2 separate regions of the Mus musculus genome follow, and region 2 is linked to region 1. The links are chromatin loops, found by intact Hi-C in ENCODE. Cell type or tissue: heart. All regions are shown on one strand. Links, peaks and the distances in the headings refer to the core of each region. The heading gives the core; the rest is flanking DNA. Region 1 holds the start of Dpp8 (dipeptidylpeptidase 8). Region 2 holds the start of Gm40527 (a long non-coding RNA gene).

The links. A loop is a pair of places that touch in the nucleus more often than their neighbours do. Peaks named below come from ENCODE experiments on the same cell type or tissue, not always from the same donor. Only the 100,000 strongest peaks of a DNase experiment are listed, where the experiment ranks them.
Region 2: a loop joins it to region 1, with 3 times the contacts of the local background. A loop is called at or near these places in 5 of 42 quality-filtered maps.

Annotation. Positions count from the first base shown.
Region 1 is chr9:65,026,460-65,035,636 of GRCm38, reverse strand. It overlaps Dpp8 (dipeptidylpeptidase 8), which reads right to left and starts at 3,179. Exons shown (of 21, transcript NM_028906.2): 1 at 3,014-3,179; 2 at 626-762. The coding sequence starts at 641. Gm39362 (a long non-coding RNA gene) reads left to right here and starts at 4,225. Exons shown (of 3, transcript XR_870867.3): 1 at 4,225-5,824; 2 at 6,686-6,789. In heart, for the core only: a CTCF peak has its summit at 4,189 (motif pointing right); DNase peaks (open chromatin) are centred at 3,226 and 3,996; H3K4me3 peaks cover 1,706 bases; H3K27ac peaks cover 1,337 bases.
Region 2 is chr9:65,190,629-65,199,805 of GRCm38, reverse strand. Gm40527 (a long non-coding RNA gene) reads right to left here and starts at 6,574. Exons shown (of 3, transcript XR_870869.2): 1 at 4,331-6,574. Gm25313 (a small nuclear RNA gene) reads left to right here and starts at 3,119; the gene lies at 3,119-3,234. In heart, for the core only: no CTCF peak of the experiment used is centred there; DNase peaks (open chromatin) are centred at 712, 2,865, 3,504, 4,005 and 1 weaker place; H3K4me3 peaks cover 625 bases; H3K27ac peaks cover 4,535 bases.

The DNA of each region.
Region 1 (9,177 bases), core at 1-8,000:
ACTGACTAAAATCTGACAGAGAATTGACTGAGTCTCAAGAGTATCAAGTGACAGTACCTGAGAGTGGTGGTTGTTGGCCCAACTAAAAGCTAGGAGGCCTACTTTCAATCATGTCAAAGGACCTAGTCTTCTGAGGGAGCAAGGGACTAAAATGAAAAGAATCCAACTCAGTTTCCTTAAGTGGGAAATCTCATCTCTCCTCTACCCCTTGCAAGTACAAGGCCAAGGAACAGAAAAGAGCAACACAGTAGACATCTAGAGTTTTACTGCCTAGCTGGAGTCATTAACACCTTTAGAGTCCTTCTATGTAAAAATTCACACCAACTTCTATTTAAAAACTGGAATTTCTGAATGGACTGTACTAGTCTCCACACATATACACACAGTACAGTTTAAATGACAGTCTGTCACTCTATTGACAGTAAATAGTCTGCACAACAGGGGCTGTGCAATTCATGCAACTGTGTAACTAATTTCCAGGATTCCCCCCATACTCTCTATATACAAATATGTCCTCAGAATATGTGGCCTGAATTTCCTAAAACTCAGCCCTATCCATTCTCAGCATTATGCACATATTTCACAGCCCCACCCTCTCCACTTCTGGACCTTCCCTGGTGCCTACCTGATGGTATTTTCATCTGCTCAGATCTCTTCTACTTTCAAAGAGATCATTTTCACCTGGCCCAACTTTAAGCACAGATCTCTCCGTTCATCCTGATCTCTTCTCACAGGAATCTTTCCTTTTCTCACCATCCAATCCTGCTTACCAGATAAGAGATGTTAATCATTAAAATGGACCATATACGGTCGAAAAAATATAAGCCTAAAAATCCCCAAATATTTAACTGATAGATTTCCTGTTAGTGTAATATGGAATGCCTGAATTCTTTGGGATCTCCAACTTGTCAAAACTGTGTTTGTGTTGATAGGTCTTACAAACCCTATGCAGGTCTTGAATTTAGTCCTCTTGCTTCAGCTTCCTGAGTGTGGAAATTGCAGACCTTTGCTAATGAGCTCGACCCTAAGATTACTTTTTTTCCAGAAATGTATAACTCAAATTGCGTAGTTAAGTTCTAACAGTAGGTGTAAATCTTGATGTCCAGACACATTCAAGGGAAAATGATAGGTTTTAAAAACTGCAAAAGCGGACCAGAGATGGCTCAGCAGTTAAGAGTTAATAATGATATTGCAGAGGCCCCAAGTTTGGTTCTCAGTAGCCATTTCTGGCTGCTCACAACCACCCATAAGACCAGTTCTCAGGGGGATCCAATACCTCTGGTTTCTATGGGAACTGCACTCACATGCACATACCCTCACGCATACACACAAACCTTTTTAAAAAGGCATATAGATGTGAGGTGTCAACTGTAAAGCCTTGACTTTGGCGGATGTAATGTATTTCTAGGGTCAGGGAATTAGTTCAAAAGGCAAAAGCACTGTGGCAGAAACCCAAAGATCCCAGGGAAGCCAGGGGAGCATTGGAGCGGCTGTCAATCCAGCAGCCCGAATGCAGCAAGGGAGGCATACATAGGAGAACCGCTGAAGTTGATCAGCTAGCCTGGGATACACAGCAATTGCGACTCTGCCTCAACGAAGTGTAAAGGGAGGACTCCCAAAAGTTATCCTCCGACTTCCACACGATCCCGAAGACATGTGCGTGTAGAGCCGCGAGCACACACAAGCACACACACACACAAAGACAGAATTTATTTCTATGTGCCTATGTTCCTTTTACATGATGTCATAACGAGCTGATGAAAGAATAAATTCAGTACAATAAAAAATGTGTATTATAGGTCATTGTTTGCAGAAAGGGAACTTGAATTTAACAACTAAATTTTGTTCACTTCTCTGTTTGTAGCCAAGGTTAATCTTGAACTCAAGATCCTCTTGCCTCGGCCTCGCAAATGCTGGGGTTACAGGTATGCAGCACTATACCCAGCTACAATTTCTGACAAAGCTGTCCTATTCTTTAAGAGTACTCCATTTTGCCTTCTTTTTCTTGCCATAATATTGAGAATAAGTGAGATAGGTAGCTTTTCTAAAAAATAATCACGAAGCCAGTTGATAGTCTAGCTTAGGGGGAAAAATGTGTGTTATTTTTGCAACAGTAAATAATATGTTATCAGTTTAGACTCCAAGCTCTGTATGCCACATAGAGATGAAGAAGCTATGTGGCAAGAGGAGGGTAAAAATGTTAGCAGCAATAGGCTAAGAGTCAAGACACCTCCCCAAAGCGCGAAGCCCCTCATTCTGAAAAATGACATATTGTGTTAAAAAGAGCTTCGGGATTCTTGGGGTGGGGTCTCTAGAAATGGCATCCCGTAGCTTTTTACGGTAAGAACCAATCAGTCGTCTAGACCCTGCACACCTCACTGGAGCCTAGCCATTTCACTTTTCTGTGTCTACAGCTGAGAAAGTTTATCCGACGTAAAGGGCTTGAAAGCTATGAATGAGGAAGGAGGAGAGGTGTGGCAGCGAATGTGGCGCGAGAGGACAGTAGGAACAGCAAGGCTTAGTTAAAAGAGGATGAGCAAGCTGGACAGGAAGGGCAAGGACCCTGCTGCGAATGCGTGGAACAGAATGGCAGCGAGACAGTGAGCGCGGAGGGATGGATCTAGAGTGAAGCAGGAGGGAGGGAGGAAGGAACACCCGGCTAGGGGAAAGCAGCGAGTCCAAAGGCGAATCCCATCCGCCACTGGCGGACCTCAGGCGAACCCCTTCGCCTCTGCGGATTTCCGTTTCCTCCTCCGAATGCCCGGACTGTCCCCGGCATCCCAACCCAAGCCAGGCTCTATCAAGATAACGGACGTGGGAGTCCGAGCGGGCAGCAGCCAGCGTTCAGGGGCGCCCAGTGAACGTTGGCAGCCTCGCAATCCGAGTGTGCGCTTCCTCTTCCGGCCAACGGGGCCCAGCCACCCGCTCTCCCGGCGGGAGCGGCCCGAGGGCGGCCGGCCGGAGCTCCGTGGCCTCGCGGGCGCAGGGGAGGGAGAGCGGGCGGATACTGCACCTTCCCCCCGGGCCCGCCCGGACCGTCCGGATGCGCTATGGAGCGGGCCTACGCCGCTTCATGCCGCGCCGCCTCCGCTCCCGTCGGGGCCACAGCAGCTTCCTCGGCGGCGGCCCCCGCGGCCCCCAGGCAGCGGACGAAGGGACTTAAAAGCGGCGGAGGCGAAGACAGCACCGGAGGCCTCGGCACTTCCGGTTCCCCGAGCCCCGCCCTCCGACAGAGGAAGGCTAGCGGCCGGACCAAGAAAGGATGACTCTCGCTTCTGTGCGCGAGGGGGCCCCACAGCGCCACCGAGCGGCGGGAGGAGGTGCCGCACGTGGACTGCCTGACAGGAGGGAAAACATACAAGGTTAGAAGAGAAAGCAACATTCACCCCACCTCTGTTAGCTACTCAAAGTAAATAAACTTCATGTTCACTGGCCGGTGGGATGGCTCAGCAGGTACAGGCACCTGGGCCTACAAGATTTCTGAAAGAACAAGCCAGGTCCAGCAGGCGCTTATCCAACCTCTATATCCAATCTCTGTCTGTCTCTGTCTCCCTCTCTCTGTCTCTCTGTCTCCCTGTCTCTGTCTCTCTGTCTCTCTCTCTCACTCACACACACATCCCTGCGTTAGAGCAGAAAGCCAAAATTCCTGCCTTTTTGAGATGACAGAGGCCAACCATGGCTTTGGAGACCTCAGCATTACAGTTATGACGGAAAAAAACAAACAAACAAATGTGAATTTGGATACAGAAATTTTTCTTTTCTTTTCTTTTTTCTTTTTTTAATTTTTTTTTCAGTGACGTTTACATTTTATTTACGTCAGTAGCACTAAAATACATTCCTCCTTGAGGGTCACATTTCCACAACACACATTAACACCAATCCATACTCCATAAGTGCCCACACCACCTCCCACCAAAACCAAGCAAACTCAGCAAACACTTCCTGGTCACTTCCTCAAAACCCGGGTGGGTCCTGTCCCGGCTCCTAGCTACGGCAGTGCCCAGAACTCACAAAGCTTCCCCTTTCCACACTGCGGACCCATCTCAAGCTCACCAACACTGTTCATCATGTGCTCATTTTTTTCTTTTTTTTTTTTTTTTTAACTAATTGATTATTTATTTTATGTATATGAGTGCTCTATCAGCATGTACACCTGCATGCCAGAAGAGGGCATCAGATCCCATTATAGATGACTGTGAGCCACCATGTGGTTGCTGGGAATTAAACTCTGGACCTCTGGAGCAGCAGCCAGCGCTCTTAACCTCTGAACCATCATCTCTCTAGCCTCCAGAACTTTAATGTTAAAGATCTTTAGTAGACCACCCATTCTTTGTTGGGTTGGGGTCTTCTCTCTGTAAATGGATATAACAACATTGGCATTCAGTAGTGATAAAAGCTAACAATGCCTGTGGCACTGAGACATGAAAGATGGAGAAATAAGGCCTGGAGGTGGCTGCTACACTGAGAGGCAGGTCCCTTGACCCATCATTTATTTCCTAATCCACACTGTACGTTAGCTGAGGGAAAGAGTGGGGAAAGAAGTGTAAAGGTAGCTGGGAAAGTAGGCAGAGACCAGACTGGTGGAGGAGCTATGCCTCCCCAGTTCCTGTTACTGTCTTTGGGAGCTGTGTATCAGTGGGATTATTGTAATGGCATTAAGAGAGGACCCACAGGCACCATGTCCTACTGCAGTGTGTACTGACCCACTGTGAGGTTAAAGGAGCCTTCCCTTGAATTTTTTTCTTTTTTCTTTTTGATGTTGAGCTCCCTAAAAGAAAGGACAGTAGGGGCTGGAGAGACGGCTCAGTGGTTAGGAGTACCAACTGCTTTTCCAGAGGTCCCGAGTTCAATTCCCAGCAACCACATGGTGGCTCACAACCATCTGTAATGGGATCCGATGCTGTCTTCTAGTATGTCTGAGGACAGACAGTACTCTCATATATGTAAAATAAATAAAATCTTTTAAAAGAGAAAAAGAACAGTGGTTTTCTCTAAGTATCCCATTTGACGTCTCTGATCTGAGAGCACGTTTTAAGACTCTAAATACATACACCTACTCCATTATCAAAATACAGTGTGCTATCTTGAATTTCCTTTGGGCTCATGGATTCTCTATCATTTGCTGACGCTATTCTCAAATCTGGGCCCACAAAGAGCGAGGGAAAAGGACACATCTGATTTTTGTGCAGTTTGCGTCCTCATAATGAATTAGAAGAAAGGCCTGGTGGTACAGGCTGGAAATCCCAGTACTCAGGAAGTTGAGGCAGGAGGATTCTGTCTGAGTTCAGGACCAGTCTGGACAACAGAGACAGAGACAGAGACAGAGACAGAGACTCAGATTTGTAAGTTTTCAGAGTTATTTTCTCTCTCCTCCACTGTGGTTAAGATGAACAAACAAACCCTCCCCGGCTAGGACTGTATCTCTGCAGTAGGACAGGTGCTTAGCAGCAGGGTGTGGTGCCTTGCACCTGTAGGTCCCTGTTTGGGAAACTAGATAAGAGAACTGCCGTGAGCTTGAGCTTAGCCTAAGCTATCCAGTGAGATGGAGGCCAGCCCAGCTTATATAGTGCTTTCTAGACCAGGCAAGCCTTGCTACAGAGTGTGACCCCGTCTCTAGCTCCTCCTCTTCCCCCTCACAGATGTGCTTGGCACATCTGAAGCCTTGGACTCAATCCCCCAGCACCGAGGCTTCTAAACAGCCCTCAGATTCTGGTGAAGCTGTAGGGCAGCGTCTGTAGCACCGCATCTTGCCAACACCACCTATGTCCGTACAGCCACGGAGCAGAGGTCCTAGCCAGAGCTGAGCTGGGCCTTAGTGGAGAGGGTAGGTTTGTGCGGAGTTCCAAGCTGTCTCCCCTGGGAAAATGCTAGAAAGATACTTCTCTAATATTTCATGCAACATCTCTCCCTGCAGCTTCCTATGTGGTTTTCTTTCCCCCTTGCCAAGAACATAAAAGCTGCTTAGCACAATCGAGAATTGTCTCTTCAGGGGTAGGTGTCCAGTAACTCCCATCTCAGGGGTGGGTGTCCCATAGCTCATCCCTCATCAGTGTGTGTCCCACTGAAAGATCCTGACAGAATGTAAAAGGTCACAGAAGCCCTGAAATTGGCAAGATAGATTTCATTGTTAGCAGAACTAGCTTCACTAATTTAGAAAAATAGAGGTGCACAATGCTCTGGCCACTCCTTGAACCCTTGTGTCTGCCAGTGTTTTGACCGTTCCTTGAACCCATGTGTGTGCCCGCTGATGAAGCCCATTGCCAGGTGTTTGTGATATTGGTTGCTGGGAAAGAGTCAGAAAATCTCCCAAGCAACCACAGCAGGGCCAATCCGGAGTTGCTACATCTACACCAGACTCTTTCCTTGTACCCCTTCCATACCCATTTTTTTTTTTTTTGAGAATAGACATTGTTTAGATCTGGAAATCCCCTAATCCCCCCTTCTCCTTTCCCCCCTGAGGGCCTATAAAAACGTGGACCCCTTTCCCCTCGTGATCGACTCCTCTACCCCTGCATGGGATATGAGTCGTCCCCAGAGCTCTGGCTTTCCCCGAATAAAGCCTCATGTGGTTTGCATCAAGCTTGGTCTCTTGTGAGTTCTTGGGTGTCCACTATTGCCCCGAGGCCTGAGCAAGGGGCTCCTTTCAGAGTCTTTCTCTACAATTCATGTCTCCCTTTTGTTTCAGCACAGTCTTTTTCAGTGTGCCTGTCAAGATTCCTGAGAAGCACCAGGAATGGTGGGGCACACTTTTAACCCCAGCACTCTGGAGGAAAAGACTGAGATATCTAGGTGAGTTTAAGGCCAGCCTGGTCTACAAAGTGATCTTCAGGTCAAACAGTGCTACACAGAGACAACTGTCTCAAAAAAAAACCAAAAAAACAAAAACAAAACAAACAAACAAACAACAAAAAAACTAAACCAAACCACCACCACCACCAGCAGCAGCAGCAGCAGCAGCAGCAGCAGCAGCAGCAAACCCTGAGAAGCCTGCCCGATTCCTTTGTGCCCACTTTATGTGAACAAGTGAGTGAGCGGCTGAACCTAAGTGTCTCATTACATCTCTACTGGCCAAGCAAGTCAGGCCTTGCCAGGTCTTGTTATATGTTATTGATAAAGCTTAGCTGGTTCTATGCTGCTCTGTAGTTTGGCACTGAACAGGAAAAGACAAGTTACCTAGGCTATGAAGTGTGACTAAGACAGCACCCCAGGTAATGGGGCTTCGAGAGGTGGCTTAGCAGTTAAGAACACTTGATCTGCCAGGCATGGTAGCGCATGCCTTTAATCCCAGCACTTGGGAGGCAGAGGCAGGCGGATTTCTGAGTTTGAGGCCAGCCTGGTCTACAGAGTGAGTTCCAGGCCAGCCAGGGCTACACAGAGAAATCCTGTCTCAAAAACCAAAACCAAACCAAAACAAAAAAACCCCACTTGATCCAGGGCTGGGGAGATGGCTTAGTGGTTAAGAACACTGGGTCCTATTGAAGAGGATCCAGGTTCAGTCCCCAGCACCCACATGCAGCTCACACTTGTCTGTAACTTCAGTTCCAGGACTTCTGACCCCCTCACACAGACTTGTGTTCAGGCAAAATAGCAATGAGCAGCAAATAAAAAAAAAAATTTTTTTTTTTAAAGGTGTGTGCCACCACGCCCGGCACAAATAAAAATTTTAAAAGAACTCTTAAAGCTCTTGGGCACCAGGAACTCACATAGTGAATATACATAGATATAGATAAACCCATACACATAAAATAAAAACAAATCAATTTTCTTTAAAGATAGTACAATGGGGGTGGGGGGAAGGGGACTGAGAGGGATCTAAATTGAATGAATAAATTAATAGGAAAAAAGCTAGCTTATCAGGGCTAGTACAGGTCCACTCACATGCAGCCTGAAACAAATCTCGAGGGAGATTGTGAGTGGAAGGTGAGACCTTTCTGTACTGAGGTCTGTAGGATCTAGGCTACATCCTGGAGGCAGTTCCTGTTGGAGGTAATGGGTCTATAGTCCAGACTCGGACTGGGCCTCTACCAGTGACCAGGTTTAAAGAACTAAACTTCAGCAATGAGGTAGACCTGGCCTCACATCCAGATCTTCTCCCCGCTAACAGGAATGCCAGCCCCTTCTCAACGTCACCTCCCTCACTGTAAGCTGAGAAGAGTAGCACAGCTCAGATGGACATCACTGAGTGAAATGATGATTAGAAATGCCCGTGCACAGCAGGGGTTCCATGTGTCATCTGATTTATTAATGAGAGTAATGTGAGTGATACAGAGGCGGAGAGCACAGAGCCAGCCGGGGCCTGAACCATCCTCCTTGGACAAGACGCTTAGATCCCATGCATAGGCATGTGTGCACATTCTATAGACATTCTCATATATGTGTATATATTTTTTAAAATTAATTAATTATTATTATTATTTTTGGTTTTTTGAGACAGGGTTTCTCTGTATAGCCCTGGCTGTCCTGGAATTCACTTTGTAGACCAGGCTGTCCTCGAACTCAGAAATCAGCCTGCTTCTGCCTCCCAAGTGATGGGATTAAAGGTGTGCACCACCATGCCTGGCATATATATTTTATATACAAAATATATATCATATATATTATATGAGCCCCTATACTTACTTTTTTTGCTTCCCAAAGAAAGGAGAGTGAGGCAGAAGGCCGCTTAATGGCAGTTTTTAGATGGAACTCCCAAAATTAACCAACAAGGTGTAATGATTTCAGGAGCTGGGGAGTTAGTTAAGTCAGTTGGTAAAGTGGTTGCCATACAAGCCTGGTGACCTGAGTTTGATTCCAAGTACCTACATAAAAAAGCCAAGTTTTGGCAGCACATATTTTGTTGTTCCAGCATTGAGGAGGAAGAAATAGGATGCTTCCTTGGGCCCCTCTCCTGACAGGCTAGCTGAGCTGGGCAGTCTTTTGGTCCACTGTGAGCCCCTGTCTTAAAATTAATAAAATAATCGATTAGGTGGACAGCGATTGAGGAAGACCCTCAATGTCTATCTGTGACTTTCACATTCGTACATATGCATGTGCATGCACACTAAACACATGTTGCATATGCAGTCACATGAACACACGTATACTGTACTGATCTTGTCCTAGGTGCAGAACTTGACTAAAACCAAAGGAAGATAATACCTGGGGAACCCGAGAGGCATACAAAAGCCTGTGGGCAGT
Region 2 (9,177 bases), core at 437-8,436, 160 kb before region 1:
GACTCCCACAGTTGACCTCTGACTTCCACATGTACACCACGGCATGTGCACTCCACTCACAATAATATCTGGAAAAACGTTAAAGAGGACAGGGTGCTAGAGCGGTGGCTCAGCAGTTAAGAGCACTAACTGTTCTTGCAGAGGACCCAGGTTCAGCCCTGATCTGGCAGACAGTTTGGCACTGTCTTCTGAATTGACCTTGTGGGGTCTACACATGCAAGCACAGTGAGACACACGTATAGAGAGAAAGGGGAAGGGGAGATCAATTACAGTTTGTTTGTTTGTTTGTTTGTCTGTTTTAATTTGTTTTGAGACAGTGTTTTTCTGCGTAGCTCTGGCTGTCCTGGAACTCAGAGACCCACCTGCCTCTTTCTCTCAAGTGCCAGAATTAAAGGTATGCACCATCTTTCCATCACTACCTAGTGAGTGAGTGAGTGTGTGTGTGTGTGTGTGTGTGTGTGTGTGTGTGTGTGTGTGTGTGTGTGTGTGGAGGGGGATGTCTCAGAGTGCCATCCATGTGTTTTGTTTTCAGTTTTTCAAAACAGTTTCTCTGTGTAGCCTTAGCTGACCTGGAACTGGATCTGTAGACCAGGCTGGCCTCAGACTCACCTGCCTCTGCCTCCCGAGTGCTGCAATTAATGGCCTGTACCACCACACTTGGCGCAAGCTGTTTGTCTCCTCCCAAAGGTCTTAGCTCAAAAGAAATCTCAGCGTCCCTTACTAGTACTCCTCAAACCTAATTCCAGAAGGAGTGTCTCGGCTCCGCCTCCTCTTCCCGTGAGGGAAAACCCAACATCCCAGCCCCTTTCTGAAGTAAAAAACCAAGTCGCAAACATGGCTGAGTCAACACTATCCGACACTGTAACCATTAGCCATGCTAGCCATTTAAAGGTAATAAATTAAAATACCATAATAAGAAGTCTCAGAGCTGAAGTTAGAGACGATGGTTCAGTGGTTAGGAGTATTCACTGCCCTACATGGATTCTGTTCCTGGTCCCTATATGCTGGTTCAAAACTGTCTCTAACTCCAGTCCCAAGAGATCTGACGCCTTCTTCAGGCCTCTGCACACAAATAGTCAGTCATACACATAAAATAAAAATAAACAAGCTGGGCGGTGGGGGCGCATGCTTTTAATCCCAGCTGTCCTAAGGCAGAGGCAGATAGATCTCTGAGTTCAAGGTCAGCCTGGTCTACAGAGTGAGTTCCAGGACAGCCAGGGCTACACAGAGAAACCCTGTCTCAAAACCAAACCAAACCAAACCAACAATAAATAAAATTAAAAGAAGAAGAAGAAAAAAAGCTGGGCTGGAGAGATTGCTCTTCCGAAGGTCCTGAGTTCAAATCCCAGCAACCACATGGTAGCTCACAACCATCTGTAATGGGATCTGATGCACTCTTCTGAGTGTGTCTGAAGACAGCTAGAGTGTACTTACATATGATAAGTAAATAAATCTTTGGGCTAGAGTGAGCAGGGCCAGAGAGAGAAGAAAACAAACAAAAACAAACAAAAAACGAAATGCTTAAAAAATAGTTCAGGAGCTGAGTGTGCCTCAGATGCAGCGTAAGAGCCTGTCTCTCAACAGCACTCTTTTCCCAGATGCACTAAGGTTTCAAGGGCCCCGCAGTCACAAGGGGACATGGCTGTCACTTTTTTGTTACAGCTGTTCCAAACTAAAAGGTCCAAGACCTGCTACTGGAGGCGAGAACTGCTGACTCACCTCATTGCGACTGAGGAGAGGTGGCCAGCACTGGGTGTGGTGGTGTGTGTCTGTGATCCCAGTATTTGAGACTGAGGCAAAAGCAGGAGGAGTTTGAGGCCAACCGGAGTCACCAATACACAAAAAGCACAGGGTCAGGGTGGGCAGGTCCTGGGCGCCACTGAAAACCACCAGGGAAAGGACAGGGAGTCTTAAAAGTTCAGGGTCAAAGACCCACAAGGTCTTGTCCACAGCAGTAATGTGGTCAACAGGAAACCGGAACTAGTGTTCAAGCTACAATTGTATTATTTATTTATTTATTCATTCATTCATTCATTTATTCATTTATTCATTTATTCATTCGAGACAGGGTCTGCACAGCTGTTCTGGAATCCACTATGTAGACCAGGCTGTAGCCAGGCCTCAAATTCACAGAGATCTGCCTGCCTCTACCTTCCAACTTCTGGGACTAAAGGCATGCACTATATGCCTGGCTGCAAGCTCCAATTTTTTTTTTTAAGATTTATTTATTTATTATATGTAAGTACACTGTAGCTGTCTTCAGACACACCAGATGAGGGCGTCAGACCTCATTACAGATGGTTGTGAACCACCATGTGGTTGCTGGGATTTGAACTCAGGACCTTTGGAAGAACAGTCGGGTGCTCTTACCTGCTGAGCCATCTCACTAGCCCGCAAGCTCCAATTTTAAAGCCAGCGTGGTCACAGACTCTTAAATGACAGATAAGAAAGCAAAGTGAAGCGCTGAGCACACGACTTAAATCCACTACACCCACAAGCTACTCAGATGCTCGCCGTGCAATCCAGGAAACAGGAAAGTGGTACACTGTTTAAACCCACCTCTCGCTCTCACTAAAGCAAGAGCCGGGATTTAGTGACCTCACAGTTGAATGGTATGCTCTTGTTCAAATTTATTGCAGTAATTAGGGTTGGGAATATAGCTCGTTGTAGAGTGCTTGTCTAATACGTGTGAGGCTCTACTTCCAATCCCCAGCATCACAAGAGTAAAAATAAAACAAATGTAGATTTTAAGTTAATAAAACATAGATGTACAGAAACACAGACTATAAAAATCTGATTCTCAGACTTGAACTACCAGCCAGTTCTGGGCGTCGCCCTCTGGTGGCCCAGCCGGACACTGCGTGGAGGCACCGCCCCCGCCCGTGTCCGCAGGGCGGGGCCGCCATATTATTTGCATACCCACAGAACACTGCGCACAATACAAAAACATATCGAAAAATTAATGTGTTGCTCTGAGAATATCTCCGTGAAAGTTAGATTAAATTTATAAAACAAAAAGAGTGGTTCTGTTTAGCTAGAATAGTTGCGAGTCAAGTGGACACCATCACTGTGCTAGGAGTTGTTCTTACCCGAGCTGTGAGTTACAGTACTGGTAAGCATACTCTGGTTTCTCTTCAGATCGTATAAATCTTTCGCCTTTTACTAAAGATTTCCGTGGAGAGGAACAACTCTGAGTCTTAAACCAATTTTTTGAGGCCTTGTTTCGGCAAGGCTATATTTAGAATGTCTAACAACAGAACTACTACTGTGCATTACTGATAGTTTGTATATCTACTCACTGCTTTAAGTGACCTACACAGCCAAGCGTTGAAATAGAGCTCTGGTAGACAGCTTGTGTGTGTGCTTGTGTGTGTTTTAAGGGGAAAAAACTGTGAGGAGAAGGCATGTAGATTTTAAGCCCATCCTGGTCTATATAGCAAGCTTCAGGGCATACATGGACTTTGATCAAAAACAAGCTTACCATTAGCCACAGTTAAAATTCTGCTCAGCACCAGACCAACATTCTCTTGAAGAGAGGGGCTAAGTCAGACCCAATGAAAGACTCCGTGATGATGGAGAGGGGTATAGCCGGATCATATTGCAGTGTTTCCTCTGGTGGACCCCCTTTTCCAGCCTGAGGGCTAGGGCTGAAGGTCCCAGGGAAGCCAATGTTTCGGACTTGACTTTGAGGCTGACAAAAGACTCCAGGTTGTTGTGGCAGGGAGAGAAAAGATTTGGGGAGATGCTGTTCTCAGCTAGCTGGGAGCTAAATATTGTGCAGTCTCTGCAGTCCTGAGTGTTTAAACAGCAGGAACCTGACTAGGGCCTGGTCTCCCCTATTTGTCAGGTGAATCAGATAGTCTGACACTCCCACCCGCTGTGCCCTAGGCTCTGACATTTCATGAAGTTAAGTGCTGAGCTCCAGGAAGTAGAGATCAGAGAGTGGCAGAACCAAAGTGCACTCGGTCTGTAAGAACCGCCCTGGCCTTTAGTGACTACAAGGCTGTCCATCCTGTGGGGCCTGACTCAGACAGGCTTCCTGTGGTGACGAAAATAGCAGAGACAGAACCATACTGCAAGGTCAATCCAAGCCTGACGGGCGGCAGATGCTGGCACGCGCCCACACAACATTCATAAGCAGGCTCACACAGTGCACTTCCATGCAAACACTCACACATGCATCCTCATATGCAAGCTGTCACAGAGCCATGTAAACACACCTGCATAACATTTCTGTAAATAACATGCAGGCACTTACACACACGTGCGCTTATGCACACACTCACATCCATGCAGTCACTTACATTCACATGTATGTTCACATACATACCTAGGAGTGGAACTGCTGGGCATGCTTGACTTCAGCTTAACGGCAGTCTCATGCATGCTAGCAGGCAAGCGCTTTGTGGAGGGTGGTGGGAGCAGTCTGCCCAAGAGTCATGAAGGCCTTGTTAGGGCAGAGGTGTGGGTGTCAGGCCTTGAGGGAGGCAAACACAGAATGTTCCAGAAAGGACCGGAAACACACACATCTCAGATCGGAATGGAATGGGTCCTGAGCTCACCCATTGTGTCAGAGTCCCAAAGACTGTTTCCCTGTGGTTAATTCCCATTGGAAGGAGCTAATTCCTGCCCATCTCTTCATCCCTTCAGGTTGGTGAAGCCTCCAGAAAGAGAAAATAAGCCTTTGGCTGGTGATCCTGGGTCTCTAACTTAAAATAAGACAAGCTGCCACTAGGGTTGTCCACATGTGACACATCAAAGAGGATGTAGCAGGCTTCTGAGCTCTTTATGTCCCAAACCCCTGACCCTAGTCAGTGGGAAGGCACATCCACACCAGGACCACTCTCCGAGATGGCAGACCTCGTACCAGCTGAAGGGAGAGTTTTGATTGCACTTTGGACCAGGGATCACTAATGAAGACACCATGGGGATGACTAAAGACACAGGATATAAAGGATTATAATTAGCTAACAGTAATGAATCCATCAGGTCCTGCTTTTCAAAGATGGCCCATAGAGACATACTTCATCTAAAACCTCCTCATATCCATTGCTAGAATAAGCACAGAGGGAGCCCACTGGACAAAACTGAGGACCTGTTAACAAGTGCCACAGCCTGCTGCCTAGTCTCATAACCTTGAGAGGCCTCAGTGTTCTCACCTATAGACTGGGAATAATTGTGTTTTCTTTACTGGTGGCTTCCTAATGGTAAAGCAGTCAGCTAGCGCTCTCTCTCTCTCTCTCTCTCTCTCTCTCTCTCTCTCTGTCTCCTAATGGTAAAGCAGTCAGCTAGCGCTCTCTCTCTCTCTCTCTCTCTCTCTCTCTCTCTCTCTCTCTCTTTCTCTTTGTGTGTGTGTGAAAAGGTTGTAATATGTATTAAGTCTGACCTGGATCCATCCTCCTGCCTCAGCTTCCAGAGTATTCACAGGACAGCCTTTAGTCCTTTTAAGAAGGAAATATTCTTTTGCCATGAAAGACGTTCTTTACTCCGCTGTGCCCCCCACCCCTGCCAGGATTCCAGTCCACGAGGGCATATCCAAGAGGGTATGTTGGAGCCAGCTACTAGCAAACGTGAGCATGGCTCAGTCACTAGTCTTCAAGTTCTTCCCCTTGTCCAGAAGGGTCTCCGTATTCTTCCTCCAAGACACTGTTGATGGCCCCACGTGTCTGGACTTCTTGTGCCTGGCCCAATTCCCCAAGGAAGCCAAGGAGGCGACAGACAGCACAGTATATCCGCGGCAGGGTGACCTTGGTTGACTTGGGGGGGGGGGGAGTGGACAATCTGCGGCCATCTTCTGGAATCTACATCCCTTCCTCAGATGCTGGGCCTCTGTCCCCAGGGGCTGACGCCTTGGCCACGGTAGGACCGTCCTCAGATGCAGGCAACTTCCGGGTTTAGTGGGTCTCCAGAGGTGCCATTTTCATTTAGATCAGGTGCTTTGCGGTGGGAAATCTCCAGATTTGGGGCTTTAGGAGGGATGCTGGTCCTTGAGTGGTCCCAACCACCCATACTTCATCCCCACATCAGTTACATGGGAAAGCTTGGGACTCCTCTCTGGGCTGCACACCTAAGAGAGAATCAAATCCAACTTTCCATCCAGTTAGCTGCATGTCTGTCGTTTGTCTCTCTCCCTCAGAGCCCGGGCATGCCTCTCTCGGATCGTGTTGCCAGGCGTTCCAAGGCTGGCCTCCTTCTGAAATGTTTTTGCTTTTAAACGATGGGAAGAAAAAGAGCCTCATTCTTTTTCAACTTTCTGGGCAGTGATGGTGAGAGGGCTTCTGGCTCAGGGGTCTAAGGTCATTGGGTCACTGCATGAACTCAGACAGGAGAGAGAACTCAGGATAGCAGGAATGCGCTGTACCGAAACCCTAAGTAGGCCAGCCTGCAGAGACCGGAAGTTTTCTCAGAGACACGCCCCTGAGATGCAACTTCCTTTCTCTAGGCTCCGCCTCCTAAAGCCCTCACTTTCTAGTAACCCTTCCCCAGTCGTGGGCATTTTAAGAACTTGGCAGATATAAAATGTAGCATTTTAAGCTAGGCGTGGTGGCGCACGCCTTTAATTCCAGCACTCGGGAGGCAGAGGCAGGCGGATTTCTGAGTTCGAGGTCATCCTGGTCTACAAAGTGAGTTCCAGGACAGCCAGGGCTATTCAGAGAAACCCTGTCTCGAAAAACCAAAGAATCCTTATTACTTGTATGCGTGAGAGTGCGCTTGTCCCGAAGTGCACTGTGGGTTCTAAGGGGTTGAATGCAGGTGGTGCTTTTACACTCCGGGCCACCTCACCAGCCTTAATTTTTTTTTAAAATTATTTACTTTTAAAATAGATTCTTTGAGAATTTCATAGATATACACAATGCATTTAGATCAGATCACCCCTCCAACACCCCACCACCACCACTACCTCAAAGTCTCCTCCAGCCACCAGCAAGGTTCAATTTGCTATGTAAATTAGCTTTGAACTCACAGAGATCTACCTGCCTCTGCCTCCAGGCTGCTGGAATTAATGGTGTTTACCACTGTGCCCGACATTTATTTTATTTGTTTATTCACCATTTATTTGTTTGTCTGCTTGTTTATCTAGAGACGAGTCTCTCACTGGTCTGGAACTCACCATGTAGGCTGGGCTGGCTGGCAAGTGAGGCACAGGGGTGGGGGTGGGGGGGACCATCAACCAACGGTCATGCCATGATGCCCATCTCAATGGCCACTGAGGACTGGGTGTGCATGTGGCTGGTTAGTTCACCATCGTGTCAGCCTTAGTGGAGTCTTGGTTGTGGTAACACAGCACCAGCAGGGTCCCTCTGGGGGACATTATTCCACTTCATAGGAGATAAAGACTCCAGGCTCAGGAGTCTGTAAACCTTGGCTACCCCACCCAACTCTTTGCCAGCTCCTGGACAGGGGTGCCCAGCAAGGTTTTCCAGCTGAAGGGGTGTAAACACATGGCTCACATCCCTTTGTTGTTTTCAGCAAATTAAAATTTATCTCTCGGGGAGGAAATGAGAGGTCATTCCCGCCCCCGCCCTTCTTCTTCTTAATGGGCTCTGATGAAGGAAATGAATTGAGGGGGGAAGGAATCAGAAACCCGATCCACCTCTTCTGGCTCAGAAAGGGAGTGGGGACTCTCTGTGCCCTCAGAAGGGCAGCTGGGCACAGTGTGTTTTATTATATAATTAACCTTGACCCTTTTGGGTTCAAAGAAAGAGGTTAGTTGGAAATAAATCAATGGTCTGGTCTGGTCACTTCAAAGACTGCAGAACCCGCTGGAAAATCCTATGTTTGTTCAGTGTGTAAATTGGAATAGGTATGCAATTCTTCTTGAAAGGTAGGAGGAGGGCTTTAGGCCTAACATTGAAATTAATTGTATATCCGCTTCCTCTAATCAGGCAGTCAGAGTCCTTTATTGTGTCTTAACAGGAAGAGGGGGAGGCCAGGAGAATGCATTGTGACCTTTGTGTGACTGCTGGGTTGGATTCAAGAACAGTCAACTCTGGAGAGCGCTACTAGGGTAGAGTCCTTTGTCACACGTCTGCAATATCTTTTTCTGTTTCACCCCCTGCTGCTGGGGGTTGAGCCCAGGGCCTCCTGCACACTAGGCAAGCCCTTTCTCCCTGAGCTATATTCCAACTGGAATCCTAGGACTCACCAAACCATCACTATCTGCACAAAAAGTGTTTATCAAGCGCCTACATTGCACCAGGTGCCAGGAATTTCCTAGTTGGCTCCTTATTTGATCTCTTCACAAAGCAGCTCTTAATGTCTGGTTATGATCGCCACTGGTTGAAGAAATAGTCAGAGGGGCAAAGGTCAGGCCTGGAGCTGCACTGGGATTCTCAAAGTCTGTTTTCATGCTCTGGAGGAGTGAAAGGGAGCTGAGGTTGGGGGTGGGGATGTTAAACTGCAAATGTCCCCCTGGGCTTTTTTTTTTTTTTTTTTTTTTTCATTTCCCTTAAGAAGTTAGACAGTAGCTGGGGCTGGAACCCAAGGCTTCACACACCCTAAGTGTCTTTCTACCAGTGCCGCACCTTTAGTAGCGGAAGCAAGCTTGTTTGTTTATTTTTACTATTAAATGTTTATGTGTGTCCATGTCGCAGTGGATGTGGATGTACATGTGTGTCTGCAGGTATGTGGGATACAGGCTTGTTACTTGGGTACTGGGGTCTGTACTCTGGTTCCTATGATTGTACAGTAAGCACTCTCGCTCACCGAGCCATCTCTCCAGCCCTATTATTATTATTATTACTACTACTGTTATTATTGGGAATGTATTTTTGCTATGTAGCCCAGGGCTGACACTACAGGGGTTGGGGGGTACACCACCATTTCAGCCCAGGTTTATCTTTTGTTTTGTTTTGAGAGACAGGATCTCACTGTGCAGTCCTTGCTGGCCTGAGACTTAAATGTTGCTGGCCTTGAACTCACAGAGAGCTGCCTGCCCATTCCCCCAAACGCTGAGACTAAAGGTGTGTGCTGATATGCCCAGCCTCGGGCACGCTTGACTTCATCTCTTGTTCATCTTCTGCATTTTTTTTTTCTTCTCCTTTTATTTTTCCTTTCTCTCATTCCGCAATTTTCACTGGGCATCCATCAACTGCTGCTTCAGTCAGATCATAAAGTGACAAAGGCCCTCTCTGCCTTTGGGAAACTGAACCCTAACTTTCCGGAGCAGTTGAAGAT